Linked DNA regions of Homo sapiens: region 1 is linked to region 2. A link is an interaction called in ENCODE POLR2A ChIA-PET data of the cell type or tissue named here. Cell type or tissue: GM12878. All regions are shown on one strand.

The links. ChIA-PET counts read pairs that join two places held together with the same protein. Peaks named below come from ENCODE experiments on the same cell type or tissue, not always from the same donor. Only the 100,000 strongest peaks of a DNase experiment are listed, where the experiment ranks them.
Region 1: POLR2A ChIA-PET joins it to region 2 with 10 read pairs; 3 of 35 experiments call an interaction of 5 or more read pairs at or near these places.

The regions. Positions count from the first base shown.
Region 1 is chr2:207,720,431-207,722,930 of GRCh38, reverse strand. All of the region lies in intron 1 of CCNYL1 (cyclin Y like 1), which reads right to left. Among named protein-coding and RNA genes, the nearest start is that of CCNYL1, 10 kb to the right of the region's middle. In GM12878, no CTCF peak of the experiment used is centred here; a DNase peak (open chromatin) is centred at 974; H3K27ac peaks cover 263 bases.
Region 2 is chr2:207,863,708-207,866,207 of GRCh38, reverse strand. All of the region lies in intron 6 of PLEKHM3 (pleckstrin homology domain containing M3), which reads left to right. Among named protein-coding and RNA genes, the nearest start is that of FZD5, 95 kb to the right of the region's middle. In GM12878, no CTCF peak of the experiment used is centred here; no DNase peak of the experiment used is centred here.

The DNA.
Region 1 (2,500 bases), 140 kb after region 2:
CTGGAGTGCTGTGGTGCAATCTTGGCTCACTGCAACCTCCACCTCCCGGGTTCAAGTGATTCTCCTGCCTCAGCCTCCCAACTAGCTGGGACTACAGGCACGCATCACCATGCCCGGCTAATTTTTGTATTTTTAGTAGGGACTGGGTTTCACCATGCTGGCCAGGCTGGTCTCAAACTCCTGACCTTGTGATCTGCCCCCCTCGGCCTCCCAAAGTTCTGGGATTACAGGCGTGAGCCACCACACCCAGCCTCTACCTAAAGCTTCTAAAAGGATTCATGACTACTTCCTTTCAAAAAGAAAGCAAATATACTACCATTTGAATCTAAAAAATAACTAATGTTTACAGAAGAAGCCATATTATGAATCAGTACCTATGTCATGATAAAGTTTAATTAGGAATTTTCAATGAAGTCCAGGAAAATTAAGTACCAAAATCAAAGAGGAGCAGGCTTCACACACACACCTCCCCCGCCCCAAATCAAGATGTGCTACTATGTATTTAAATATAAGAAAACCAAGATGTGCTACTGTGTAAATATAAGAAATATCCAAGGCGGCTGGGCATGGTGGCTCATGCCTGTAATCCCAATACTTTGGGAGGCTGAGGCTGGCAGATCATGAGGTCAGGAGTTCGAGACCAGCCTGACCAACCCAGTGAAACCCCATCTCTACTAAAAATACAAAAAAATCAGCCAGGCGTGATGGCGTGCACCTCTAGTCCCAGCTACTCGGGAGGCTGAAGCAGAAGAATCGCTTGAACCCAGGAGGCAGAGGTTGCAGTGAACCAAGATCACACCACTGCCCCCCAGCCTGGTCAACAGAGCAAGACTACATCTCAAAAAAAAAAAAAAAAATCCAAGGCAACTAGGATAACAGAAATGATAAGATATAGAGAAAAAAGCCAAATAAGCCCAAGTAACAAGCTGGCACTCCCTCAACTCAGGGGTTTTAGGGTGGGCATGTGACTTACAGCTGGCCAATCAATTACATTTCTCTTGGGACTTCCCAAGAACCAAAGGAGAAAGGCAGGGCTGTACTCTAGCACTGCTAGCCAGCCAGGAGCTGCCACCGAGGCTGAGGCAGGAGAATTGCTTGAGCTCAGGAGGCAGAGGTTGCAGTGAGCCGAGATGGCGCCACTGCACTCCAGCCTGGCAACAGAGCAAGACTCTGTCTCAAAACAAAAAAAAAAAAAACAAAAAACTCCTAAGAATGTTTGAAACTAGAAGAAATAGTTTTTGATATCATGGTTAGGGGTTATGTATAAAATTGTATTTTAAGACCCACCAGTTTTGTATTATCAATTTAAATTGCAACTTAATTCGAAAGCATGATAGTATGATGGGGGGCAAGTAAGACAAAAAAAAATTAAACTCAGGTCTTAATATAAACACCCCCCTCAGGGGAAGAAATCTGTAAGATCCACTGACATTGAACACTGCTTCTCCTTGAATCTATCAGCCATCTCAATTTCACAGATGTTAATTAAAAATGTAAAAATATGGAACTTAGAATAAATGAAATGCATTATTACTAAAGGCTAAAAGTGTTAAAATTATGCAATTGTAAACTGTAAAGAAATTATTTTTCTTGTCAAAATATTAAAGGGAGAGGGCAGCAACCAAGAAAGTAACTGACAGAAGCAGCATATTTCAGAGAAAGAGATTGAGTTCAACATATTGATTTCAATATATCCCAATTAAACAGGAGACATTGGCAGTTTCTGGGCCAACTGCTGGGCATCTGTTTATTTAAAGGCTTACTGCATTTACTGACCTGCTCTACCATACTGCACACTGTATTAGTCTTACGGTCCATAACACAAACATTTCAAACCTCTCAACTATGATGTAAACGCTGAGATTTTATCTAAGTTCACACGTTCCACCCATCAGGTAAGTCTTACCTGATGGGTCTTGAGCTGCCCTGCCTCATCTGAGGTCACACAGTACCAGCCAAGCTCCAGTCTCATGCTCACTCATGCCTTGCTTTTGCTTTCCTAGCTTCTGACAATCCTAAATCTGGTTTCCGAAACACTGCTCTACCTCCTTCTATGTCAGTGTTCAGTCTTGCTTTAACTTACCTTCACGCCTCAATCTATGTTTTAGTGATCGTGACTGAGCTGTGACATTTCATATGCTATAGTATACCTTTCTCCCTTTGTGTATTTCTTAATAGCACTTAACTCCTTTTTTAGACTTTTAAGAGTATTTCTGGGTGGAGTGCAGTGACTCACACCTGTAATCCCAGCACTCTGGGAGGCTGAGGCAGAAGGATCACTTGAGAACAGTTCAAGACCAGCCTGGGCAACATAACATAGTGAGACCCCCATCTCTACAAAAATTTTTTAAAAGATTAGTTGGGTGTGGAGGCACATGCCTGTAGTTCCAGCTATTTGGGAGGCTGAAGTGGCAGGATAACTTGAGCCCAGGGATTTGAGGTTACAGTGAGCTCTAATGGCACTACTGTGCTCCAGCCTGGGCGACAGGCAGAGTTGTGA
Region 2 (2,500 bases):
CTCCAGCCTGGGTGACAGAGCAAGACTCCATCTCAAAAATGAAGAATTCACTAAAGGTTTGAGGGAAGAGATGGTATGTGATGAAAGTGATGTCTAAAACTGATTAATATGTATGCATGATGGATCTAAGAAAAAAGACTGACATCTAGAAATAAAACTAGGAGATTAGTTTATTAATCTAGAGAGGAGAGATAAAAGTCTAGGGCAGGGTGGAAAAAAGAGACTTACAGTGAAGGCATTTAAAAGAAAATCAGCATGAACCTTGAACACTTTATGCTAAGTGAAAGAAGCCAGTCATAAAAGACTACATATTATATGATCATATTTACATGAAAGCTCCAGAATAGGCAAATCTATAAAGACAGAAAGTATATATATATATATATATATATATATATATATATCTTTTTTTTTTTTTTTTTTTTTGAGTCGGAGTTTTTGTTCTTGTTGCCCAGGCTGGAGTGCAGTGGCACCATCTCAGCTCACTGCAACCTCTGCCTCCTGGGTTCAAGCAATTCTCCTTCCTTAGCTTCCCGAGTAGCTGCGATTACAGGCATACACCACCATGCCCGGCTAATTTTTTTGTATTTTTAGTAGAGATGGGGTTTCACCATGTTGGCCAGGCTGGTCATGAACTCCTGACCTCAGGTGATCTGCCCGCTTCGACCTCCCAAAGTGCTGGGATTACAGGCATGAGCCACTGCATCTGGACAGAAAGTAAATTATTGGTTCCTTGGGCTTGCAGGGGCATGGCAGAGGGAAAACAGAAGTGACTACTAATGGATATAGAGTTTTTTCAGAGGGTTAGTGGAATGCCCTAAAATCGATTGTGGTGATGTTTCACAACTCTGAATAAACTAAGAACCATTGAATTGTAGACTTTAAATAGGTGAATCACATGGTATGTGAATTATATCTCAGTATAGCAGTTATTTTAAAAGAGGGGGAATAAATGAAATGTGGTGAATGACGGGATATACGTATTTAATGGAGAAAATGAGTCATTCACTATAAACTCCATAAGTTCCAGTTTGATTCTTACTGAAATAATAAAAATAACCACTAGTACCATTATTAATACTGTTTTAGGAGCCCTGGGTGATGCAACAAGAAATGAAACATAAACAAGAGATATAATACTAGAAAAACCAAAAGAATCACCTAGAAGTAATTAGCATCAATGGAAATTCAGTAATTATTGTCATATAGTAAATGCACACAAATGTCAATATATTCTAATATACCAGCAATAGCTAATAAGAAAAATATACAAAAGTTTAACCTTAAACTAAATAATAAATGTGAGTAGCTTGTACAAGGAAATAAATTTGTATTAAGCAATAATAAGTGAAGATTTAATAAAATGGAGATATGTATCACATTGTTTTAAAGGAAGACTGAATATTATACAGATACCAATCCCCAGAGCTTATTAAGGTCCCTATTTAAGAATAAATATACATTGCTAACAGTGTAAATTTGGTGAAATATTTCAAGAGCCTTCAAAATGTTCACACCCTTTCTCCAAGGACTAAATAGAGAAAAAACTTTATGCACAAGATGCTCAAACTTCTCCTTTAGAGCCTAGATAATAACTCTCATGTCTTCCTCAAGGTCTTCTCTTCCCAGTTTCATCAACCTTTACTCACCTGGTTTCCAGACTGTTCTCTATCCTGGTTGTTTCCCCCTAAATGGACTATAGTTTGTTAGTGCCTCTCTTTAAATGCCTCATTAAGTTTGGTTGTTTAGAGAAGAGTAAAATGAGAAAACCAAACTCAACTGAAGTGCTACCATCACAATTTAGAAATAACCCCATCACGCATTAAAAAGTGTTTACTGGTGGTTGCATATATGATTTGGTAGTGGCTGTTTCTTAGAAAGTATATCTCATGTGTTGGTATTAGGAGCATGCCTTACTGGGGTTTATTGGAGTTAATGGTTCCTCAGAGAACATAAATAAAAGAAGGTCTATCTATGGCTTCCTAAAGGTAATGGAGAGAAAAGTAAGTTGAAGAATGGTGGGAAATGTATGCTTGACTCAAAACAGCCAGGATAATTTCTACCCCCTTTACTAAGAAAATAAATTCTACTCTTACAAAGCCTTCTTCAGTTTAATGCAAAATTATTATACATTGTTTTTTCAAATGCAAAAACACAGCTATATACAAAGTGACAATTTGCTTGCACCAGGAGATACATAATAAGAAATAGAAAATGAGTTTGGAGAGCTTATATATATATATATAAACTTTGTATATAGTTGTGTTTTTGCTTTTCTAATATATATATATATTTTTTTTGCTTTTCTGACTTATTGCCCTCCCTAGAGTTAACCACCATTATATTTATTTATCTCTTTTTCATAGAAAAGTTATTCTTTTATTATTTTAAGGAGGTAATACATTGCCCAATATGCCAAAGCAGTAGGGAATTAGAGGCAGTGAATGGCCAGGTTTTTTTTAAGAGCCTCATGCTGCATCTCTGAGGTCCTATCTGCCCA